2 separate regions of the Mus musculus genome follow, and region 1 is linked to region 2. Evidence: chromatin contacts called from ENCODE Hi-C or POLR2A ChIA-PET data. All regions are on one chromosome and are shown on one strand. The core of a region is the stretch at or near the end of the contact, and the rest is flanking DNA. Distances in the headings are between cores, read along the strand shown.

What was found. A loop is a pair of places that touch in the nucleus more often than their neighbours do. ChIA-PET counts read pairs that join two places held with the same protein, here RNA polymerase II (POLR2A).
Region 1: a map of left cerebral cortex shows a loop between it and region 2 (2.2-fold over the local background). The contact joins the promoter of P2ry13 here to the promoter of P2ry14 in region 2. A Hi-C loop is called at or near these places in 20 of 37 maps with a recorded cell type or tissue (Patski, T-helper 1 cell, T-helper 17 cell and 5 more). POLR2A ChIA-PET finds 5 or more read pairs at or near these places in 1 of 5 experiments (Patski).

The regions. Positions count from the first base shown.
Region 1 is chr3:59,208,665-59,213,050 of GRCm38, forward strand. It overlaps P2ry13 (purinergic receptor P2Y, G-protein coupled 13), which reads right to left and starts at 2,218. Exons shown (of 2, transcript NM_028808.3): 1 at 2,158-2,218; 2 at 1-1,694. The coding sequence starts at 1,691. The coding sequence ends at 678. The region is part of intron 15 of Med12l (mediator complex subunit 12-like); the gene reads left to right.
Region 2 is chr3:59,127,801-59,132,585 of GRCm38, forward strand. P2ry14 (purinergic receptor P2Y, G-protein coupled, 14) reads right to left here and starts at 2,962. Exons shown (of 2, transcript NM_001287124.1): 1 at 2,694-2,962. The coding sequence starts at 2,696. The region is part of intron 15 of Med12l (mediator complex subunit 12-like); the gene reads left to right.

The DNA.
Region 1 (4,386 bases), core at 968-3,467, 80 kb after region 2:
CAGATGCTGTTGCCCAGGAAGGTTTTGCTGACTAAACACTTCCCCTCTCTGGATTGCACATGGCTGTGAACTGGCTTTGCCTGTTGCATGTGCCTCTCTTCTGGTGCTCTGTTTAGATGTAGGAGCAGCCCTTTGCACTTGTAAGGAGGAAATCTTTTGAGATGCCTGGGGTTATTTTGACCAACCCACTTTGGTTCCTCAGACTGCATCTCTTTGAGCCCCCACCTTAGCCTTTCCACACAGGCACTGGATATGCAAGTTGGTTGGTTTCTGTTCACAAGTGTCAGCATTCTGAAGGCTGTAAAAGCCAGCCTGGTGTTTTAGGAATTATGTGTGTGAGAGATGGTGGGGTGGTAACTAGAAGGAAGATTTTTCAGGCAAACCTGTTTCCCATTAACCTTTTCCATAGTACATGAATGCCCTTGAAAAGGTGACATCTAGTGGCCATTTGCTGTATTACATGGTCTCTTAATTTATCCTGCTTATAAATACGTCTATGTGGTTAAAATGGGCATAATGTTTTTCCATACACTAGGATAATAAAATGTAGGGAACTGTTTGTTCCCCTCTTTTTTCCTGTAATGCTTAAATGAGGTCTCCACATAAATGATCTTTTGAAATCCCATCCATAAATAGACGTGAGGCCATGCGTGAAATTAACCTGTGGGACACAGTGGTCAGGCTAGGGTGATGTTGTCTGTCTGACTACTGTGGTGGTCTTCGCTTGATCCTGCTGTTCTTGCCTTTCCCCATCTCACACATGGCACCTTTTGTGTGAACTTCTTGCATAAAATTATGTATATTAAGGGGTCCATACAAATGTTAGTTGTTGCCAGAAAGAGAGTTGCTTCTTTAGCAATAAACAGCTGGTTTTCTAACCTACAGTCAGTCTTATTGGTGGTTTGACTGTAAGTGTATGGTATTCTGACAAAATGCAGTGGGGCAAAGCAGACAAAGAAGACAGCCATGACGATAAATACCTTCACCTCCAGCCGCTTGTGCCTGCTGTCCTTACTCCTAAACTTCCTATAGGAGTTGTACACCTTTTTGGTAATCACCGCATAAAACAGAAGCATCAGAATAAACACAGCCCAGAAAATGAACTGGCAGGTGTGACTGACCACCTGATGCCACCACAGCCCAAGGGGACTCTTCAAAGATGCACACTTCTTCACGGATGATGGCGTTGCCTCCTTGTTCAAGATCATGTTTGGCAGGGAGATGAAGAACATCAGGGACCAGACGGAAATGGAGACTGTTTTTGCGAAAGCCGTCTTTTTGACAAAGGTTTTCCTGAACGGCATGATGATCTTGAGGAACCTGTCGAAAGCGATGAGGCCCAGCATCATGATACCCACATACATCGTCTCATAGAAGACCACGGAGGAGAGCGTGCACACAAATCCTCGGAGCTGCCAGGGCGCAAGGTGTGAGTCGGAAAGGATTTTGAAAGGCAGCATGAGTGCCATTATCAAGTCTGCCACCAGAGTGTTCTTGAGGTAGACGATAAAGGTGGAATTGCTGGGGATGTGGACGAACACCCAGAGGGCCACGGTGTTCAGCAGGATGCCTGCCAGGAAGACCACAGTATAGAGAACCGGGAACAGCAGCTGTGTCATCCGAGTGTCCCTGGGGCACCGCTCAGACTTGTTGAAGCCCTGCATCCCAGTGGTGTTGATTGTCCCGAGCATCAGCTATTACACATAAACATGCACACAGAGAAAGATTACACATAAGCAGGCATACAAAGGAAGGTAAACAAAGGGTCCTTGTGGATTGGCAGATAACTACTTCTTGTAAAAACAAACTTACTATTTAACTCATTCAGCGGATTTGATTCTTTGGCTAGAGCTTTTTTGAGCACATAGCTTAGTTTTGTTGCTGTTGTTGTTTGGTTGGTTTTTGTTCAGTTTAGTTTTGTTTTATAAAGTCCTGTTAATGTCTACCCTTGTGAAGTCCAAATAGCAAGCACCAATCACTACACGGCGGTGACAGAACCTAATTTAAGATGTAAGAGTACAGGGTAGTGTGTCATGCGTTATGAAGTACCTTATGCTTGCAGCCCGTGATTACAGAATATTATATTTAGATTTCTAGAAAATTTAACCACCTTTTACCTTTTATAGCAAGCAAATTCATAAGAAAAATTAAACTGACCTTTGTTTTGGAAGAGACTCAGCTGTATGAGTTGTGGCAGTTACTAGCTCAACCCACGAATAGCTTGTGAAGTAAAGGTTCTGCTTTCTTATACTGCTTTTCCTTCCTCATTTCCCCTTGTGGGCTTCTGTAATACCCACATTTTCTAGAACCTCTTTGTCTTTAGACCTTTGGAGCATTTACCAGTAGTTATTGGTTGCGTGTTCTGAGTATTGAATCCAGTGCTGTCACCGGCTCTGCAGGCACGCCACCACGCCATATTCTTAACATGTGGTCTATTTTATTATATTAAATTATATGTGTAAGGGCGCATATGCATTCAGGTGCCCTCAGAGGCCAGAAGTGTTGGATTCCCTGGAGCTGGGGTCCAAGGTGACTGTGAGCTGCCTGGAGTGGGTGCCAGGAAAATCCCTTTAACCGCCGAACTATTTCTCTAGGCCCAGTGTTTTACTTTTTATTATTCACATTCAGCGACCTTATTGAATACTTCATATGTAATAGTAGGAGTTAAAATGATGAAGAAAATAGTATGAAATTACAATCAAGTAGGAGGAGAAGACTTGATCTGAAAATCAAATCATCTTCTGTCCCTTACAGCCTGGGCGTGCAAGAAGTTTGTATGTCTAAGGCTAGGCTTTGGTTGTTGGTTGCTTGTTTGTTTTGCTTTGTTTCCTTTCTTCAGACATTGCTGTTAGTCTTTTGATCCCTAGATCTGTGGCAGATTATGAGTCACATTTCCCAAGAAGTGGTAGCTATTATTCCTGGACCTCTGCATTATTCGGTATTATGTTTAAACAAATGTTTTAAGAGCTATATACCTCATTCTCTCATGTAGCAAGTTTGAAATCATCATCTACTTCATAGGAGTGTGGGGGAGGGGGACCGATGGACCGACCCAGGGCACATCAGTGAAAGCTAAACATGCCAGCCGCTCATTGCTTGGGTTCCTTGAATTGCCCAGTTTGAGTGGAGCTACAGTGTGGCACTTTTAGGAAGCCCTTTTGGGAAACCACCTCCATTCTTGAGACTTAGAGAAGTTTTGAATCAGGGCTGGCCTCAGATTGGTACAGTGTTTCGTTTTAAATCTCAGGGAGTGTGCAGAAAGTTACAATGTGTGACAGTCTGCTTCCCTGCCCGACAGATGAAGGGAAAGAGGAAATCAGATGATCCTGGGGAGGATGTGTGGTTCTCTATGGCAAGTTTCACTTCACCGTTCTTGCCACGCGCTTACCGTAGAGATGGACCGTCTTCAGGGTTTGGCTAACTAGTAATTCCTATATTACTTGGTTGAGAATTTGGAATCCATTGATTCCACATTTGAACATTTTAAAATGAAATGTACTGTGTTTCCAGGGAACGTTGGTTAACTCTAGGGAATAAATGGCACATTGTAAAAATTTTCTTTTTGGCTAAAATATGTTAGGATTTACTGATGTAATGCCCCTTAACTTAAATATATATCCTTTTGCTTTATAAGAGGATAAAAACCTAGCAAAATCAATATTTTAAAGTAGGTTTATTGTTAATTTTAACCATAAACACAGTCAATTTTAAATTTCTCAATAGCCCCCAATCCAATATAACATTGAAGGTCTGGAAATTTTTACTTTAAACAAGGGAAATTCTGTACAGGATAATTTCATAATATGAGAAGTAGAAATCACATTTTGGTCAAATTTCAAAATGCCAAATGTGGGAAACTTTGAAAAGAGGAACTGATCAGCAATGGACATTTCTAGGGTCACAAAGGTACATTCTTTTGGTTGTGAAATACATATTTATTGTGAGTGTGTGAGTGTGTGTGTATGTGTGTGTGTGTTTTCCTTCAGTGGGTTAGTTATATCTTTCCAACATGTGGGTTTCATGGATTGAGCTCTGCATGGTCATGGTTGGTCTTCTCTAGCTGAGTCATCTTCATAACTACTACACACTTGTTAAATGAGAGCTCCCCTTGGTAAGTTCCTTAGCTGATATTTGTTGGAAAGCCTGTTCCTCTTGGAAGGGCCTCTCTGCACGCTGCTCCCTAGGCCTGTGTGGAAGTGCCATCTCCAAGCTGCGGGCCGTAGCTCCAAGGGCTTGTCCACCTGTCGCTTTTTGTTCCCCTCATTTGGGAAGTTATTTATACTCACTCTGAAATACTTGCCCCCTTTTTATGATGAAATACACAACAGTGTCCTTTTCATATAGTTAGGGGTAAAAGAACGTCCATCATATGCTCACAGTGAGGCC
Region 2 (4,785 bases), core at 1,712-4,211:
TGCAGGCAGAACAAATTATAGGTCGAGGGGATTGTGCCTGCGTTGGTGTCCCAGTGCCACCACTGGAAGTCTTGTCTGGCTACAGAGATGGCTGGTTCAGGCTCCGTATCACTAAGAGTCTTAGCTAGGGTCACCCTCATAGATTCTCATGAGTTTCCATGGCACTGGGTTTCTAACTTGTCCTAGAGATGTCCCAATTCCAGTTGTCTCTCCTAGTACTCTCTCCCTCCATGCCCACCACCTAACCCTTCCTCTTCTCTTCCCAACTCCCTTGCAGGCACAAGATTGTCTAGCCTTTGTAGGAGAGGTGTCTAATCTTCCCACAGTGTGATATGCCACGGCATGCTCCAATTTATCTGATAATTTGCATGAGATTAGATCTTTTAGATTCTTTTGCCAAGACAGCATTCTGTAGTAGCATATAGTGGTCCAGGGCTCTGAGAACTGCCTGCTTTTGTGGACCAGGTATTAAACAGATGGTCGAAACTACAGCACAGTGCGACTTACCTATATAAGCTCTTTGTGAACTCATGCTTTTTAGGTTAATATTTTAAGCTCTTTTAAATTGCCTTAAAATGAACATTTTAGAACTTCTTACATCTTTAGTCTACAGCACAGTAGTGTGGATGGGCATGTGAACAGCTCCTTAAGAGTCTCCCATGATCTGGAGGAGGGAAAAGTGACCCTAAAGAAGAAACGTTTGAGCAGTCTGGCTACAGTGTGTTTAACTGTGCTTTCTAATAAAAGCATTTAAAGTTCTGTTTAGTTTGTTGGTTTTAATACTTTAGCTTCCAATCTGTGTATATTGAGCAAATACCAAAGGACTGATGAAGTAATTCAGCAACATGGAAAGTGCCTCAGTACACACGCGCACACACACACACACACACACACACACACGCACACGCGCGCGCACACACACACACACACACACACACACACACGCGCACGCGCACGCGCACGCACAAGCGCGTACACACACACACATACACACGCACACACACACACACATACACACGCACACACACACTCACGCATGCATGCACACACACGCTTGGTGAGCATGTGAATCAACACACTTAACTCTTGTGTCTATCTTTGTGAATACAGGCCTAACTGTAGAACTCAGGCAGGGAAGGAATAGCTGGATTCTGGAGAGTGCAGGCCACGCAGGGCGGGCTGCACTTGGTGGATCTAGTAGGTAGTTATGGGCTCCCTGTTCTTTGATACAATATTCAGTTTTCTGGAGGAGTTAACATGATTTGTAAGTTGCTACATAAGGTGTCCTTTCTCCTGAGTCTCACATATGACTGTAACTTTCTCAGTTTTGGATTACAGGTTGAGTAATTTTGTGCTGATTTCGCTCTGGCAGTACTGCCTCTCATTTACTGAGTTACTAGTGCAGAGGATGGGAAAAGAAGTAAATTTTTATTGAACAGCTGCTATGGGCAAGATATATAAGCCTTAGGGGTTTTTTTTTTTTTTAATTGTTGATATCTATTTGCTTAAATAGGTACTAGGACAGAGGTGAAGCGGGTTAAAAAGTTAAAAACCCAAACAAATAATGTTATTCAGGATCTCAGCATATCAAGATTTAGCTGTCTATCTGCAAGCTTGCTTCGCCCCCCCCCCCCTTTTTGGGACTCCAATAATATTAACTATTTTCTATAACTCGATTACTGCCCTTATTATGTAAACATCCAGCTAAAGGGCTAGCCAGTTCTGCACAGTCTTGCATTTCTCTCCTATTCATGCATAAATTACATTTTTTATTAGTCATAGTCATTGTATGCTAGAGACAAGGAAATAGATTGGGAGCCGGATGGTTTCTCTGAGTACTAGTCTTGCCCTTTAATTAGACAAGTCACCTTGACTCTGAAACTTGCTAAACTCAGTTTCAGATTGGTAAGACAGAGACATACAGAGATTTTTTTTTCCAGTGTCCCCTGCCTATTCGGAACACCCAGTGACCTGACGATCTGACAGCATGTGTTCCAAGTCTTAAAGGTGGAGGACAGTAACCTATGAGCTCAGTGCATGGACCTGTTAACTAGAAATCCTCCCTGTCATATAAAATCATGACATGCTGTCACAGTGTCTCTTGGCTCTTGTGCACATGACATGAGCTAAAGGCAGAGAAGGGTCTTCTTTATTTTTAGGAAGAGTGGTCATAGGTATTTTATACCCCAACCCATAACAATTTCTTGTGATTAGCTAATATTTTAAAGTTGTCAGGATATAGTAAATACTGAATTTACTTCTTTTAAACTTCCTTCAGCATGAGGGCACGCTGTGGTTGAGTCTCAAAACCTCTCCCTACAGTTGCAAGTTTACAAATTTTCCATCAAATGAGGTTTTTTTTTTTAACCTATCAATCTTTAGGTGGTTGAATAAATAAACTAGAGCTTACCATAAGTATATTTTAGGTTACAAAAATGTTAGTCAGGCTTCATTTAAGTTACTTTACAATTTACAGAAAAGTAGACTATAGATGGAACTTTGTAAGTATCTTCTTCATCCTCGCCACTCGTGAATTGAAACTAAAACCACTCTTTACGTATTTTTTTTTAAGCCTTAGAGGAAGAAATCAGAACTTAAGGATCAAGGAAATGAAAATATAAACCCTAAGACACAAGCACCAGGAGGCCACTCTGATTCCTCTTTCTCTCTTTTGAAATTAGAGTGTGACTTACCATTGCGTCCCCGTCCCCATCCGTAGCCCAGGCATCAGTGTGTCTGGAGGACAGCAGGGACTCCCTTACATGAACTCCTTCACGTCTGGCTTCAGCTCTGCTGGGGTGGCGGCCTTCATGCTCTGTATTTGTTTTCTTTCCTAAGCATTTTAGTTATTGAGCTGCCTTTGCTCCGAGGGTTGCGTCATAACCCAGCTGCACTTGTCCCCTTCACAGGATCAGATAACTCCTTTTAACCCCATCTCTGCTACTGCACACTGCTATTCTGCATCAGCCTGAGAGCTTGCTTAAAAGAGGAACTCCCAATTCCTAGTCCGTGAGCCCACAGAAGAAAATCATGCTTCATTACCTTGCTGAACGTAGGGAAAGTCCAGTCTCACCTATAAATCCAGTGTTCCATTCATCACATAGGAACAATTTCGGAGACTCAAAGTGCAGAAAGCCATCTTACTTTGGGATTACCTGTAGTCTTTGACTCTACCCTGAACTGGATGGAATTTTCCTACTTACCAATTCTTCTGGCCTCCACAGTCCCTGTAGGTAAGATTGGTTCAGCGACTTAGTATAACATCTGACTGGTACTGAGGGAAATGTACTTTGCTTTTTAGCTTGGGCTGTTCATGTTGACAAGCGGGAAGTGCTGCATTAGGGCTCAAACCAAAACATTTAAAGTACCCTCTGAAATGTTGATGGCTCGCCAAATTCCTGAGCATCCAGCAGTACAGATTTCCACCAGCTTTTGGAGGCCGGCTCTAGTTTGTGCTTATATAAGTTGGAGCTGATGTAGATTTGCTAAGGGTTACAGATTGTCAAGGCCTGATCAAGGGTAAACAGCATGAAGGGGTGTGTGAAGAGGGAGAGGAACCCAGCCGGCAGGAGGATGGATTGTTCCCATGTCTAGCCATGACCTTTTGTGTGAAGCTGTAGTAATAATAGCTACAGTGTTCTCTGTTTGGATTCATTTTAAAGTTTTGATTCACATGGTTTTAACTAGCTAAGGTTCCCCCACTCCCCTTTGCTTTATTTTTTCTGGAAAACTGAACATTTATCTGAGAGTAAAGCACACCTGTGTGGGTGTCCACAGGAGCCTTGCCCTGTACTGGCAATGCAGCAACAGATGAGCAGAGAGTGGTTCAAAAGATGCCAGCCCCCTCTTTGGGACACACATGCCCTGTCCTTGTGGGATGCTAATTGTGCCCAGTCTGCACCATCCTTTAGTGGTGCGTAGGGACTTCCGACCTTTCTCCAGTTTATCAGCACAACTCCGGTCTGATTTTGGATAGCACTATTTCCATGTTGGTTTGCTAACTGACCTGTTTCTGAGTATTTAACAAATTGTTCCCATGGATTTTTTTTTTTTTTTTTTTTTTTGCTCTCCAGTTGTACTCTGGATTAACACAATACCACACCATCTCTCTGTACCATTATGCCGAGGTTCCTCCATGTGCTTAAGCCAACTTTGAATGCTTCCACCCAGCACTGGACCTGGAGCATTTTCTCTGGTCTTTCTTAGATTTCTCTCTCTTTTTTTTTTGGTCTCACCATTTTCCCCTCCCGCCCAACTCTGTCTTACCGAATCAAAAGTAAAAGTTCCTCAAACTGTCTCGTATCTCCTAAGCAACTATCAAACTGTTCTTCTAGCATCCTTTGCAGATGCATTAGAAAATAGTTCCTGTGTGCTGTCTTCACTTCCCTTCTACCTTGTAATCTATTTTCCTGTGTGACTTCATGGAAACTGCACAAATCCAGCCCCACTACCCATTGCTCAGCCTACTCGTTATTTTTAAAAGATATATAAAGGCAGCATTTGTTTTTTAATTGTGAAAGTGCACACAAATGTTCTGTCTTGACCTGTTTTCTTTTCTGAAATAACCCTGTTGTGAGTTTCAGGCTCACCTGGACTTCCTGTAGGAGCTCAGCAGCCTCAGAGCTTGTAGTCCTTGTGTCTTTGTACTTGTGGATGGAGTTAGGTGTGTGCCCCACACCTGGCCTTTGGGTTTTAAATAGTGTCTCTCAGAGCAGAGTCTGAACACCTCACCTTACCCCAGCCTCTCCAGTGCTGGGATTACAGGTTCAAACCACCACACTCAGT